Linked DNA regions of Homo sapiens: region 1 is linked to region 2. A link is an interaction called in ENCODE POLR2A ChIA-PET data of the cell type or tissue named here. Cell type or tissue: MCF 10A. All regions are shown on one strand. Links, peaks and the distances in the headings refer to the core of each region. The heading gives the core; the rest is flanking DNA.

Region 1 (8,319 bases), core at 2,254-7,253, 78 kb before region 2:
AGTTTTCTGTTTCATTTGGACTCTTGATGCATATTTATTCCACCTTGCATGGCAGGTATAAGTCAACAAGAATTTTAGCTTTCCTAATGTTTATTTAGCATGAAAATGTTGGTGCTACCTGGCTCTTAAGAAAAAAAGCCGGGATACTGGATCGGCCAGTGCCATTACCTCAAAATACTGTTGAGAGAATTCTGCAGCCATACTCTGCCTCTCTGATTGGTTCCTAGAAAACCATCCTTTAGTCCTCATTCACGTGATATTTCACTGAACGCTGAAAAGGCTTTGGAGTAAAATGTCTTCAACAATCAAAGTTATGCCCTTTGAAATGGATTGGACTAGAAGAAGCTGTTAGGGTAGCTACTTTTCTCTGTTCCTGGCTGGATTTTGCAGTTGTTAAGTCTCCGGGGGAGGACAATTGCTGCAGGGTGGTGACCTTTGTCCCTTCAGGCTAAGATCTAGCCATGGCAGAGTAAGGCCACCACTGCCTCCTGCCTCAGGGGAAGCACAGATTAATAACCAGCTGTCAGGGCATGCTTTGCCTTCCCTTCCTCCTTGTCTTTTGGAGGTGGCATGCGCTGCATTGCTTTCTGGGTGGTTTTGCCTGGTGCTGTGTCCCAGCCTACCTGCACATGTACTGACTCCCAGCTTACACTCATTTTGGTGTCAGCCTCTGGTTTAGGCTTTCCCTGTGACTCGGGTCCATGTCTCCCTGATACACCACTGAGCACAACTCCCTCAGAAATGTCTCTAAGATGAGCTTTGTTTTCTTATTTCACCTGCCAGCATTTAGATTGAAAGATAATAACATGTGGGGGTAAATGACAGACTCTAGAGGCAGACTGCATGGTTTAATTCATCTTTGCCTTGTGATCTTGAATGAGTGACTTAACCTCTCTGTTCCTGTTTCCTCTTCTGAATAAAGGGTATAACAGTGCTTACATTATAGGTTTATTACAAAGATTTAGTAATAATAATACATATGTATTATATTATACAAGTATACACTGTATACTCATTACTGCAGTCACTTTTTCCACCCACCCCTCCTTAACACTGGTGGTTCCTTAGGGTGGGTGGGTGGTATAGACAAGGCTGGACCTTGGAATGTGTTTCACAAGAGAAGGAGAGAAGGCATGTCGTGCCATTTCTGAAGAACAAAAACAGCCAAGATGGTGCTGTTAGTATACAATACGTCTCACCCCTGCCAATTGCCTGGTGCACGGCTTATATTTGTGGACTGGACCCCTGAAGGCTAATTAGGGCCTTTCTCATTGTCTCCTCCACCTAGTTCTTCATTTCAGGTGTGTGTGTGCGTGGATGCATACACGCACATATGTTGGAGGAACAGCGTTTGTAGGAATCGTCTCGTGTGATTGAAAGTTTGTCTTATGTAATTCATCAAGTGAACATTTAGAGAATATTATTTCTGCAATTGGCTGCTTTTGAAACAAATTTACTTAAGTACTTACACAAAATAAGTAGGCTGGACTTAAGTATACTTCTCTGTTACTAGTTAAATATTGTTCACTGAAAGCTTTTGGAATTTTTGTTGTTATCTAAAATATCAAACATTTTTATGTATCACTGTAGGTACCAAGTATTAATCTTTACACTATTGAATTAACACATGGGGAATTTAAATGGCAAGTTAAGAGGAAATTCAAGCATTTTCAAGAATTTCACAGAGAGCTGCTCAAGTACAAAGCCTTTATCCGCATCCCCATTCCCACTAGAAGGTAACCATTTTGGAATTAATTATGCCAGTATACAAGTTGAATGGAAAGTGTATTTTGTCTGGGTGTGGTAGCTCACACCTGTAATCTCACCACTTTGGGAGGCTGAGGCAGGAGGATCAGTTGAGGTCATGAGTTTGAGACTAGCCTGTGTAACGTAGCAAGACCTCCTCCCTATAAAAAAATTAAAAATTTAGCTGGACGTGGTGGCACGTGGTGATAGTTAGTAGTTCTACCTACTCAGGAGGCTACAACAGGAGGATTGCTTGAGCCCAAGAGTTTAAAACTGCAGTGAGCATGATTGTACCACTGCACTCCATCCTGGGTGACAGAGTACATCCAATCTTTAAAATAAATAAATAAAAAGTGTATTTAATTCACAATATCGGCTAACTAGTCTATTGTTGGTAGATATTTTCAATTAAATAGTCTCTTAAAAATATGCCGTCTCATGAAAGACATACTAAAGTCATAGTCACAGAATAATCTAGTAGGTGTTTGCATTCTGTGTGTTTGTGTTTTAGACACACGTTTAGGAGGCAAAACGTCAGAGAGGAGCCTCGAGAGATGCCCAGTTTGCCCCGTTCATCTGAAAACATGATAAGAGAAGAACAATTCCTTGGTAGAAGAGTAAGTTTCTTCACTATTCTGTGGTTTTAAACCTAATTTTGCAGTGCTGTAGAAACACAGCATCTACTGAGGGGTGAAGTAGGCCTGGCTACAACTCCTCTCATCCACTCATTGATCCCCAGGCTGGTTTAGCTTTTCTGGAACTAGTTAGGCAGTCCCTTCTTTCCCCAAGCCATACAGTGCATTTTCTCAGAAGAGGAAGAGCGTTCTTGGTTAGGCCTTGACATTATGAAGAAGCTGTTCTCCCTGCTAGAATCTCCTTGGGCTTATTGTGAGTCAAAGATTGAACTCATTGTTGTGGGTTTTGAGATCTACTCTTTTAAAATAATATTTTCCATACATAAGTTTCCGTGTTTGTAATAGCCCATCTTAAATATATGTAAAATCTCATTCCTAAACTATAGATGGAGCAGTTAGGGCCTGAGAAGAGTCTGACGGAGTACAGACAGGCACAGCACTGGGACAGAAAACTCCAGAGGAGGGGCACTTCTGCCTGCTCTGCTTCCAAGATGGGTGCTGCAGAGTGTGGACAATTAATTTTTTTTACTAGAAAATGAACAAGTGTTTGTTAATTTCTGTCAGTTCTGTTTTGTAATCTGAAATGTTTATGTTCCAGAGGGAATGTTTGATTTCTCCTTTGTAGTTGTCATCTTGTTTAAAATCTTTGTAGGCATCTGGACCAAATATTTTCCAAGATACCTAGACATATAAAATTATATAGTTTTGGTTTACTGTGTGCACATGTATGAATTCAACTGAAAATGACACTTAGTGATTCAGCAAAAGCATGCTGGATTTTACATCATGGTCAATATGATTGACATATGTTGCTCCAGTGCCCCAAGCCTATATCCCTCTACTCCCCTGCTGCCTCCACACACAGTTTAGCATATTTAAAATCAGTACATTCTACTAGAAAGTCTTTTAACCTTTCTCCACCTTTGTTTCCTGAAAAGCTGTTTAAAATTTGTAGTGTATCTTTCAGTAAGTTCAGTGTTAGAATTGAAAAAAAAATGAAAGTTTTTGGTAATATCAACAAATGCTTTAAAACAACTTATAGCAAGTCCTGCTATAATAGCTATATACATATAATAGGGCTTGTCAGCAGTTTATAGAAGACCTAAGCATATGGAAAGTTAAACAGTAAGAAGATATTTAAATAATAGTTCAAGAGAAATATGGAAATAACACCTTAATGCTATTCAGGATTCCTTGCTCCATGATTATATTAATAAATAATTGAATAACTTGTAGAAGTTAAGATGAAAATGATGATCTCATCATTGTCACTACTGTTTAATTTTTAAAAATAAATATGACCATGTTAACACTTATCTAAAATATTTGCATTACAGAAACAACTGGAAGATTACTTGACAAAGATACTAAAAATGCCCATGTATAGAAACTATCATGCCACAGTAAGTACTAGTCAGTGATTTAAGTTTGGAGTAATTTTCACTATAGTAAATTGTCAGCTAAATTTTGGATCATTTTAATAACACAAGTGATTGTATCCACACCTACATTCGTCCTTGCATTAAAATAAATTAAGTGAATACAAAGTTGATTTTACAGCAAGGATCCAGTTTACAGTGGTGTGACGCTGTTTTAAAAAGTTGAGTAGAACTTAATATGTCTATAACAATAGATTTAAATGAACTTGAAATCCTGCTATAGGCTAGATTATCTAGAAATCAACCTTCTTCTCTTCTCAGGTTTCCAGGATAATGCCAAAAAGCATTTTTTAGCTACAAAGAGTAACTGTTGAGTAGTAAGTGATGAAAACAGTTGAGTGGAGTTGAATGCCTGAAGATTTTGTGGTGCGTAGGGCGATTGCCATCTGATTGGTTTGTCATGCCTGTTAAAGGCATGTCTTTTCATGTGAAAGTGAGAAGCATGAGAAAAGCTAGGAAAGAAAAAACCCTTGAGGAATCCAAGTAAAGAAAGAAGAGGCGATGGGGCTTAGATGCAGCCACAGAGATTAAGCTTGGGGTATGCAGCTGGCAAGCAGGGAGGGAGTGGGTTTTCTAGTGTCAGCAAACAAGTAGCTCTGCACTATTAAAGGTGGGGTGTTTTTAAAGGTTTAGCCTTCAATTATTCAGAGGCCTGGATAACTGAGAATGCATGGTTTATCGTATGTATGTATGCATTTGTATGAATTGTATGGTTATGGGGGCTGTATGCATCTATATTATATATGTGCAGAACTCTAGAGTTGGTGCAATTGTGATTTGTCCGCTAGTTTAGAGAATGGCATCACATAAACACATAAACTGAAACAGTAAAGACTTTAGTGTATTTTGGAGAGGATGCAAGAGCATTTGGCTCTGCGAGTTTCTCATGACAGGAGCTGCCTTCCTGCTGCCTTGCAGCACATGGTTTGGAGTCTGGTCCAAATATACATCCAGCTGTCCCATTACACACAGGTGACCTGGATCCAGGTCACTACCTGCCTCCAGCAGCAGCTTGCACTGGGGCATTCAATGGACTTGAGGGAGCTTCTATGTCTTCATAAACCTGGAGAAGGGTTTTCTCAGGAAAACAGGAATTTGGGTTGCACCAGAGGATCTCAAGAGAAGGATGATGGGAGGCAGGGGTTTCTTTTCTTCTAGGACTCAGGAACTTGTATTGTTGAAATAACAATGAATAAGGATACTACTACTATTGTTAATAAAAATGATACCTCCTGTTGTGTTGTCTGAAATCCGACATGCTATTTTCTTTAACAGACAACTATTTAAATGTGTATTAGTATCCATATGCAATAATTTTCCATTTCTTTTACTTTTCTGCCTGCCTGTGACTTTACTTTTACTATTTCTTTTGGCTGTAACCATTCTTGGTGAGTTCATTCTTCTCTTTTCATGTACTTTTCTACATTTGGGATTCTACTGTTGACTAAAGAATGTTTAGATTTAAAAAGTGTTCTTTTTAATGACTTTTCCAGTCATAAAAATATTTTCAAAGTTAGGCCATGTTGTATTTAGAAATCCCAGAGTGACCTGTAAACATTTCCTTTGGAAGGGAAAGCCTCATTAGCAACTGACTGTGAATAGATTCTCCTCTCATTTTCTTTTTTTTTTCTTTTTTGGGATGGAGTCTTGCTCTGTTTCCCAGGCTGGAGTGCAGTGGCATGATCTCGGCTCACTGCAACCGCCGCCTCCCGGGTTCAAGTGATTCCCCTGCCTCAGCCTCCCAAGTAGCTGGGACTACAGGTGGGATTACAGCAAATTTTTGTATTTTTAGTAGAGACGAGGTTTCACCATGTTGGCCAGGATGATTTCGATCCCTTGACCTTGTGATCCGCCCGCCTCTGCCTCCCAAAGTGCTGAGATTACAGGCGTGAGCCACCGTGCCCAGCCTCCCTCTCATTTTCGATGGTTACTGAGATTATTCTCTCCAACAGCTGAATTGTTCAATATGATTCAAGCATAGGATACAATTTGATATACATTAATTCTCTAACATTCTTTTTCTTTAAATGTAGTCTGGCCTAAAGACTAGATCTGTAGACCTCTGCCTCATATTTGTGAAATGAGATTGGAATTTACATGTTTTCTTCAATAATTGTGAGAAATACTAAAAAAGTATCTGTTAAAAAATGCTTTACTGTCTGTAAAAAGCATATTAAAAGTTATTTTAACATGTATATAATAAATTTATACTTTTATAAGTATAAAACAAACCTATTTTAAGTTAATTCAGGTCCATAAGCAGATAGAATCATGGATCATAGGTCAAGGGACTGAATAGGATATGTTCTTAATCTCTATAGGGCCATCCAGATCTGTATTTGGAATAAGTGTGTTTAACAAATAGCTCAAGTGATTCTTATCATCAGGAGTTTGAGAACTAAACTAAAATGCTATGATCAGCTTAGAAATGTCTTGGTAAAGTTAGACCACTTTAAAAAGTGGAGACAGGGCTGGGCGCAGTGGCTCATGCCTGCAATCCCAGCATTTTGGGAGGCCAAGGCAGGTGGATAACCTGAGGTCAGGAGTTCGAGACCAGCCTGGACAACATGGTGAAACCTCATCTCTACTAAAAATACAAACATTAGCTAGGCGTGGTGGTGGGCGCCTTTAATCCCAGCTACTTGGGAGGCTGAGACAGAAGAATCGCTTGAACCCGGGAGGCGGAGGTTGCAGCGAGCCACAGTTGCGCCACTGCACTCCAGCCTGGGTTATAGAGGAAGACTCTGCCAAAAAAAAAAAAGTGGAGATAGATTTATTATAAAGGTGTTTGTATAATAGGATTTTCCCCAAAGGAATTTGGTTTAGGGTTCTAAGCACTGACATTATTTTTCTTAAGTAGCCTCTGAAATTAGACATGGACAGTTCTTTCCTCTCACTTTTATACAGCCATTGGTTGGGTTTGTGCTCAGACCTTCTCTCCCATGATTATGAAGACTTCCTCTGCTTTTAATTCTTTTTTTTTTTTTCCTTCTTGTGGTTCTGCAAAGGAGAGCATCCTAGTGTTTTAGTGTAGTCATGATCAGACAGTTGCCTCAGAGACCATTGGTGATTTGTTCAGTTTTCTTTGCTCATTTGTAAAATGGGGACAAATGTATTTCCTCTTTACCCTAAGCATAAATATGTAAAAAAATAGCAATATCTGAGTTGTGTAATAACATACAAAAAAATCTCAAACAAGAATTCCTTTTGTATTCTGAAATTGTATTAGTGCTGGCTGTAGTAGAGAACTCACTAGCTAGGCATTTTAATTAGTAACTGGAAAATGCTTATCTTCCAGGGAATTAAAATCAGAGGAATAAGGAGCAATAAATGTACCTTTTTCATACCTGAGATTAAAATCTAGAAATGGAACAAATTGTACAATTTCCAAGAGAAGGGCCCTAAGGTGATAGGATCGTATCTCTACCTTGAAGTAAATCATTTAACTTATGTGACTCAGATTTCTTATCCCCAAGAAGGTGATTAGCTTGAAATCCTTGGGTAAAACATCCCACAGATCAATAATACTGAGTTCACCTCTCCCTTGTTTTGTAGAATGAACTTTAACTTGAGGGGAAGAGTAGGTAAAGAATAAACGTGCACACAGTGTTTTCATTCCAACAGGGAAAAGCTATACTAATTTGAACAGCTGCATCTTCAAATTAAGGGAAATATTTTCTTTCTTATGATTGAGTCTTAGCGTTGAGAAGGACTTTAGGCCTTTGCCCAGCCTCCCAGTTTCCTTCATAGATTAGATGTCCTCTTTGTTCCCTGCCTTTCCTGGAGTACCTGAGTCTACAAGGACATTGCCCAACTCAATGCTCTTACCTTCCTTGTATCTGATAATTTCCCACCTGGCCATTTACTTGAGTTTTTGCTACCTGGTAAATAAAAGGAGCCTCTGAAAGTCACCCTTCTCTTACAATACAAGGATGGGTGGAAGGGGCAGTGTGTACGTGATTGCCAAGTAATTTTCAGGATTTTTTGTTACCCCTAGGGCTTGTTGCTTGTCTCTTGGCATGGAAATATTTTTGCTTCTCTGTTTCTCTAACGTTTTTAGTATCCAATTGGTAGATCATGTTGGAATTTTTTACTTGAGACCACTTTCCACCTAGTGCCAAGAACATTATTGCATTGCAACATTATTTCAATTGTATTCATATTTTACAAATTCCTTTGCCAAAAAAACAAAGACAAAAAGGTATTGATTATACATTACTCAAAAGATCAATGGAATAAGCCCTGCGAAATGCCGTTAGGCTAAATTGATCTTTAAATTCTTATTCCTGAGAATCACTTGCCCAAATGGATAATGGAATTCTTATCACTGAAGATGTACTAAGAAGTTTGGACAACATCATCTTTGTTAAATTTCAATTTTTATTAGTTAGGTTTGCCTCTCAGTTGACCCTGACACATTTACTTTCAATTTGATAACTCTGTATTAGAAAAACGTTTATTGCCAGATTTTTTTTTCTGTATAATAGGCCTGGTTCCTT
Region 2 (8,319 bases), core at 1,285-6,284:
GTCAGGTTATAGCTAACTCTATGTTTAACATTTTGAGGAACTGCCAGACTGTCTTCCAAAGCGGCTCTGCCATTTTATATTCCCATAGTATATGAGAGGTCCAGTTTCTCTGTATTTGCCAATACTTATTATTATCTCTCTCTTTGATTATAGTCATTCTAGTAGGTGTGAAATACCATTTAAGAAATGGTATTTCATTGTGATTTTCATTTGAATTTCTCTAATGACTAATGATACTGAGCATCTTTGTGTGTGCTTATTGGCCATTTGTGTATTATCTATGGAGAAATGTCTACTGAAATCCCTTGCCCATTTGTTCACTGGGGTATTTGACTTTTTATTTTTGAGTTGTAAGAATTCTTTATACATTCTAGATACAAGTCTCATATCAGATATATGATTCCTAGTTTCTCCCATTCGATGGCTTGTCTTTTTACTTTCTTGCTGGTGTCATTTGAAACAGAAATTTTTTTTATTTTGATAAAAGCTAACTTATCTATTTTTTTCCTTGTATCGCTTGTCCTTTTGGTATCTAAGGAATATAGATAGTGATATCTAAGAAATCACTGCCTGATCTAGGATCATGAAGATTTATGCCTGTTTTCTCCTGGGAATTTTATAGTGTTAGCTCCTACATTTAGATATTTGACTCATTTTGTTACTTTTTATATATGGGGTGAGTTAGGGGCCCAACTTTTTATTCTTTTGTTGATGGATATAGAGTTGCCCTAGCACCATTTGTTAAAAAGACTATTCTTTCCACATTGAATTGTCTTGGCACCAGGGACAATTTCTTCTTATGGCTGATTTCAGCTCCATTTAAAAGTAGCAGAACAAACACATAAGCAAAACCATTATATTTCATTACTTTAAGTCATTGAATGCACGCAGTGAAGAATAAGTGCATATGCATTTGGGAATTAAAACACTTTTTACTTCCAGTGTCATGTGGTACTTTGATATCTTTTTTCACATAATATTTGGGGACTTTTATACTTAAGGACATATTATAACAGTAACTATCAGCATTTTATGTGATTCACAGTTTATAACTACATTATCTCACTGAATCTTCACAACTACACTTGAGAGTAGGTCATGTATTTGTTGTTGTTATTGTTGTTATTATTGCTGTTGTTGCTGTTCCCATTTTTAGGATTAAAAACTGAGATTCAAGAGGTTATGTGACTTGTCTAGGCCACTAACCACAATAGGCAAAAAACAGCTTTGAGCCTAAATCTTTGGACTTTCAACCCAATGCTTCCCCTCACACCACATGACTCTAGTGCATTGATGGTTAGGATTAAAAACCCATTCAGGGCTTCCCCAAGCTGAGGCAAATGTGTTGGGCCTGTAGTTCCCTTCCCCTATTGACCAGCCATTGGATGCAGGCTGACCCTAGGGAGTGGGGATGACCTTGAGTGAGGCAAGTCCCTTTCACCTATGGAGGACTCCATACTTTTCATACCTGGAGGACTTCACTGTGAGTATTCCGTGGCCTACATGCTCAGTAGCTGATGGGATGGATGTCTTGATCCCATGGTGAGGGGATCTAGGCAGCACACTACAGCATCCATCATATCCTGCAGTGTGTACAGTGGATCTCACCTGTGACTACACATCAAAATCACCACTGACTTTTGCAAGATTACAGAGAGCTTGACTCACCTCCAGGCTTACTGGATCATAATTTCCTGGATCGGGGCCTGGCCCCGGTATTTTATACTGTTCCAAAGATGTGTTTTTAAGTGTTTGGAAGCCTGAAAGAATATTTTTCTTTACTGTAGTAATTTGTCTTTAAAAATCTGGACTTCTAAAATAATAAAATTAGGCTGGGCATGGTGGCTCACGCCTGTAATCCCAGCACTTTGGGAGGCTGAGGCGGGTGGATCACCTGAGGTCAGGAGTTTGAGACCAGTCTGACCAGTGTGGTGAAACTCTGTCTCTACTAATAGTACAAAAATTAGCTGGGCTTGGTGGTGCATGACTGTAGTCCCAGCTGTTCAGGTGGCTGCGGTAGGAGAACTGCTTGAACCCAGGAGGTGGAGATTGCAGTGAGCTGAGATCATGCCATTGCACTCCAGCCTGGGTGACAGACCAAGACTCTGTCTCAAAATAAATAAATAAATAAATAAATAAATAAAATTATAGTATTTTAGGGCTACAAGAAACTTCAAGATATTTTCTGATAGAACATTTCCTAGTGATCTTATGAGCTGCTCCTGAAAGGAAAAGGGATCTGTGACTTTAAAAATTATGGTAAAGTAGCACCTGTTGCAGATTGTATCTTACACTTGGAGTTTGACAGAGCACATTAAAGACTGGCAATTTCAAGTTTGCTTTGTGAAAAATGGGAAATTAGTTCATCAAATTTCAAATAAACCTGTGTCATTTAGCTCTGATCTCTCAATAGTCTCATTTTTTTGACAGACACATTTTCAAAATGGTACATATGTCACACATTTAGACTTTCAGTGGATACACACACACATTCTCAAAACATATTTTATGTTCCCCTCACCCCTGGCGTCTCTGCATTCTTGTTAATCTCCCTATGTTAATTGCAACTGTAAAATATATTTTCACTTAATTTCAAATCTGTGAGCTTGTGTTCTGTGAGCTTGTGTTAGGCAAGGTAAAGGCAGAATTAAAAAGCTTATCTTGGGCAGGTGTGGTGGCTCACACCTGTAATCCCAGCACTTTGGGAGGCGGAGGCGGGAGGATTTCTAAAGGCTAGAAATTTGAGACCACCTGTCTTTACAAAAAAATAAAAAATTATCCAGATGTTTTGGTGTGCCTGTAGTTCTAGCTACTTGGAGGCTGAGGCAAGAGGATTCCTTAAGCCTGAGAGTATGAGGCTGCAGTGAACTATAATCTCACCACTACACTCCAGCTTAGGAGATAGAATGAGGCCTCATCTCTAAAAAAATAAATAAATAAAAAATGAAAGAAACAACATATTTTGCAGGTTGCCACCCTGGGGTGACCCCTTTTCACTAATTAGGTGCCATGATGTGCCATCCCAAACTTACCCCTCTCTCTCCATAGACTTCTCTGGTCTCTACTTTTCTGAGACTCAGAACTTCCCTGCCAAAGTCACATTCTTAGCAACAAGTATAATTTTGGCTATTTGAAAAAGAATAGAATGCAGCCCAAAGCAGATGGAGGGAAATGACAGTCCGCAGTCAGCCAGGCCTCACCAAAGAATACAGGCCCTCTGCCAGGTCCCTCCTACCCTGGAGAAATCTGAGTCTTCAAATTGCCAACTCCCTGGACTGGTCTAAGTATTTTTCTGCCAGCGTTGGAATCCAGCCTCACAACAATTCCCCTAAGCAATTTCTCAGTTCCTCTCACTTCCTCTGGTTCCTTCTCAACAGCCATAATTCTTTATAGAAATAAGTTTTGCAAAGCCTTCATGTTCTGACATGACCTAGAGCCTCAGACTCATGTTTACCCCATGCTGACCTCAGAACAGCCGGGGGAATCAGAATAAAAAAAAAACAAAAAACAAATCTTCACTCTAATAAGTAAAACTGTCTCAGAGTTGAAGCCAGCTGCCCAACCCACTTGAAACCTTTCTTTGACAGCTCAAATGTGATTGGCGATCAGAGAGAAAAAAAATCATAATCCACAGTCTAAAATTTACTGTTTTATGCCATGTTTGACTAAGCCAAAAGATAGGACCAACTGATCCAGGTAGACACATTTTTAAACACTGTGTGCCATGAATGAATGGTTTCTGAGGAGATTCTCAGATCTTTGCACATGGAAACTTGACATGCATAATTTTTCTGCTTTGGTAGAAAGTCAGGAAGTGAGAAAGTGCATTTTATAGTGTTAGCAACAAACAGTTGACACACACAATGAAAATAGTCAGTTGACTTAATGCTTCTATGTTTTAATATTAAACTGCATTAAAAATATGCTATTAAACTACATTAAAACAACAATTTTGAACATTGTTCAAACTTACCATGTTCTTTTTTTTTTTTTTTTTTTTGAGACAGTCTTGCTCTGTCACCCAAGCTGAAGTGCAGTGGTGTGATCTTGGCTTACTGCAACCTCCATCTCCCGGGTTCAAGCAATTCTCCTGCCTCAGCCTCCCGAGTATCTGGGATTACAGGCACCCGCCACCACACTCAGCTAATTTTTTTGTATTTTTGGTGGAGACGGGGTTTCACCATGTCGGCCAGGCTAGCTTTGAACTCCTAACCTCAAGTGATCCGCCCACCTCGGCCTCCCAAAGTGCCCCTCATGCTTCTTATAACTGTAGAAGAGCTACTGCTTGCCTGTAAGTGGGTGGTATGGGAAATACCACACTGGGAAATCTGAAATTATTGGGGGACCAGATGTCTGGAGACCTGGATTCTCTCCAGCTCTGTTATCCACAGGTATGTGACCTTCTGAGTACGTCAGTTTGTCCTTCTGACACGCTGTTTCTTCACCAACCACGAATAATATTATCTGTTCTACGTAGCTTATATGAATATATGTGAAAGTAGTTTGTAAGCTGTAAAGCACCAGTTCATGTAAGAACTTATTATAGCATTTCCATGATATTCATCATCTGGAAATATGTTGTTCACTGTAAATTGAAGCAAGGATAAAGAGGCATCATATTCAAATCAGCTGTTTCAAAATTAGTATTTATGCTAGAAAAAGAAATGTTTTAATTTAAAAGATGCTTAAATGTTCCGTATTTTAAATTATTGGACGGCTACTTCTGGATAAGAAAAATTTGTTTTGGTTTCTCACGACTGGCTGTTGTTCATCATGTGACTTGTTTAGGCACACGATTACAACACTCTGTCTAGAGGTTTGCTGCCAGAAACCTATAGCTGACTCTTCCTGGGAATCAATTTTTGATTTCCCTGTTATTGATCTGATAACACTCTCCCCAAAATATAAAGTAAAACAAAATGTATTCTGAAGCATAATATGTGTTTAGTTTAGTATTGTTTTAATTTTAGATGCTATTTACTTTGTTGTTATTTGAAGATATGCAAGCCTTCTAATTGAAATCAGCAATTGATATAATTGAATAAAAATGTTACCAAATAGTTTCTGAGTCTTTCCACATAATCAGTGCTATACCTGTGTTACCTCATTCAGTCTTTGTATCAACTTTATGGGATTGGTTGTGTAATTACTCCCATTCTACAGATGAGGCAGCTGAGGCCTAGTGAAATTAGATAACTTAGCCAAGTCATACAGCTATGGTTGGATAGGAGTAGGACTCAAACCATGTCTGTAGGACCTCAACTTGTGCTTTTTACCAGTAAGCTACAAAGCTTCCCCCATTTCAAGGGATGTAGAAATTTTCGAATGGTAAGCCTCCCAGAAATCTATGAAAAATACTTTATTTTGAAATATAAAAAATTGAATGAGCTGGGCACTGTGGCTTATGCCTTTGATTCTAGCACTTTGGGAGGCCGAGGCAGGAAGATCACTTGAGTTCAGGAGTTCAAGACCAGTCTGTGCAACATAGTGAGACCTAGTCTCTACAAAAAAAAAAAAAAAAAAAAAAAAAAAAATAGCTGAGTGTGCTGGTACATGCCTGTGGTCCCAGCCATCCGGGAAGCTGAGGTGGGAGGATCTCTTAGCCTGGGAGGTGAAGGCTGCAGTGCGCCATGATTGCACCACTGCACTCCAGCCTGGGTAACAGAGCAAGACCCTGTCACAAAAAGAAAAAAAAAATCAGATGAATGTTTTATTTTTTAAAAGCAATGTTTGATAGATTAAAAGTTCTTGGGTTTAAAGAAAAATCTATGTCCATAATTACCATATCCTATAATTTTGTACCAAACTGAAAAGACATGTTGGGCTTGTTTCAGAAGCCTTGTCTTAAAGAAAATTCAACTGCAGTACCTTTTTTTTTTTTTTTTTTTGAGAAGGAGTCTCACTCTGTCGCCGAGGCTGGAGTGCAGTGGCGCGATCTTGGCTCACTGCAAACTCCACCTCCTGGGTTCACGCCATTCTCCTGCCTCAGCCTCCCGAGTAGCTGGGACTACAGGTGCCTGCCACCACGCCTGGCTATTTTTTTGTATTTTTAGTAGAGACGGGGTTTCACTGTGTTATCCAGGATGGTCTCGATCTGCTGACCTCGTGGTCCGCCCGCCTTGGCCTGCCAAAGTGCTGGGATTACAGGCATGAGCCACCGCGCCTGGCCAAAACACATTTTATCTAAGTATGCCAATCATTGGTTTCACATTTTTTCTTGTGGGATAACTCCCAAGCTCTGTACGATTTCTGGAGAAGAGGTTACCTTGGGACACAGATGACAACAGATCGTGGCAGGAGACCTTTTGATTTAGGTCATGTAAATGCTTTTATTCTATTCTAAAAATTGTATAAAATGGTAACCTCAGCAGATAGAGAAATGTAAAGATTAGCACAGGGCAGGGGCCAGCACTCATTTTGAGCCTGAGCATGTGCCCTGGAAAAGAGAGGAAGGAAGAAGGAGACTTAAAAATGACAATGAAAACCGTCTGGGCCATAGTGGGAACAGTTTAGTATAAGGTTCTATATAACCTCATTTGGGGGCCACTCAGGGCTAGGCTTGCCAAAGACTATCAAGCCCAGGGTGAAGTCTAAGTCAAACATGCTGGGGAATCCCTCAGCATTCTTATGTTTGAAAGCTTGCCATTTTCAAAAGATAACCAATGAGAAAACTGATGTGTGTTTGTGCACAATATATAATAGTTCATAATCTATGAAGTCACATAGAGGATAGGTAAAGTCAGTGCTAAATAGGGCCAGCATTTCTAGTGGACTAGTCATGATTTTAGCCAGTTCTTTCATGTGCAGATGAGGAAACTGAAGCCCAGAAGGATCTTCTCCTTTTAAAGGATTTGCCAAGCACAAAATAAAAGGGGTTATGTCCCAAACGACCAAGAAGCTACAGATCCAATTCCAACATAATTGATACCACCATAGTATAAAATTCTCTTTACACACACACACACACACACACACACCCTAAGCCCTAACCACAATTCTTCCTATTTCTGACAGTATTCACTGCTGCAAAATCTACAACGAGACGATTTATAGCAGCTCTTGAAGTTTACAGTAATGAAATACAAACTATAAATCTCAAATTCTCAAAAAAATAAAGTGTCTTGTCACTAGCGAAGCATATCAAGCTTCCTCGGGGCCTTCTTGCCAGACCCTGAGACCCAGTTGTGAGCAGATCAAGCTTCTCCTAACTGTCCTTCATGCTGAGGAGGGACTGTGGGTGAAGGAGGAGGGGCTTATGCAGCAGAGAAAAACAAGAAAAGGAAAGTAGAGGTACATCACTGCTGTGACCCATCTACATGGTACATTCGTACTCTGCTTTTAAAGGTACAAACAGCTTTATAGCAATCACAAAAATTTTAAAATTAATTTTTTTTTTTTTGAGACGGATTCTCGCTCTGTCGCCCGGGCTGCTGGAGTGCAGTGCCGCGATTTTGGCTCACTGCCAAGCTCCGCCTCCCGGGTTCACGCCATTCTCCTGCCTCAGCCTCCCGAGTAGCTGGGACTACAGGCGCCCGCCACCACGCCTGGCTAATACACACACACTACTATTTTCTGTTGAATTGTAATTTATTTTCTTTTCCTAGAGTTCATCTGAATTTCTAGCTCAAGCGCATTTCCACACAATAGGAGGGGTTTTAGTTTTAGTTTTGGCACTTCCTGATAAATGTGGCCAAATTCAGTGATTTCTCATTATTTCCCTTCTATATTCAGCATCAGGGTTCTACTCCTGCCTCCTCTCCCTCCACATCCCGTCCTTGATCTTAATGCTATGGGGCCCTGGATCTTTGGAAAGGGGCTTCCAGACACTGATGTTGATCTCCCTCCGGCCTGTTCTGGCATCTGCTTAACGTAGCTTGGGGACGTCAGCCTTCACCTTTCAGGCCTGCCTCTCTACCACTTCTCCTCTGCTCCTGCCACATCGCATAGCTGCTGAACGACATGCTCCACATTTCTCTGGAGTTCACCTGAAAGCAAGGCACAGATCCTCCTGGCTCTCATATCCTCACATTGAAAAGAGAGTGGGGTCTATCCTGTTTTTCCCCGAACTCAGCTTGAGGCCAAAGGACTGATTCCTTGCCCTGAGTCTTGCTCTTATTTCTCTACACTCCTGCCTCAGCTTAGAGAATCTCTCCAGTTCCCCAAATCTAAAAGAAGTTGATGTTTTTGTGTCCTGCTTCCCTTGTGAGAGTGCCACCCCGGGAGCAATGCCTGCTTCGTTTCTCCGGTCACAGAGTGGGGGAAGTTAACACATTTAAAGGGAAAAATGATTTAATGTTTTATAGCATTGGCCTGCCACAT

What was found. ChIA-PET counts read pairs that join two places held together with the same protein. Peaks named below come from ENCODE experiments on the same cell type or tissue, not always from the same donor. Only the 100,000 strongest peaks of a DNase experiment are listed, where the experiment ranks them.
Region 1: POLR2A ChIA-PET joins it to region 2 with 5 read pairs; 2 of 35 experiments call an interaction of 5 or more read pairs at or near these places.

What each region holds. Positions count from the first base shown.
Region 1 is chr3:171,728,909-171,737,227 of GRCh38, reverse strand. PLD1 (phospholipase D1) reads left to right here. Exons shown (of 27, transcript NM_002662.5): 4 at 1,591-1,736; 5 at 2,258-2,363; 6 at 3,719-3,784. Among named protein-coding and RNA genes, the nearest start is that of PLD1, 77 kb to the left of the region's middle. In MCF 10A, for the core only: no CTCF peak of the experiment used is centred there; no DNase peak of the experiment used is centred there.
Region 2 is chr3:171,649,982-171,658,300 of GRCh38, reverse strand. The region is part of intron 21 of PLD1 (phospholipase D1); the gene reads left to right. Among named protein-coding and RNA genes, the nearest start is that of PLD1, 160 kb to the left of the region's middle. In MCF 10A, for the core only: no CTCF peak of the experiment used is centred there; a DNase peak (open chromatin) is centred at 3,330.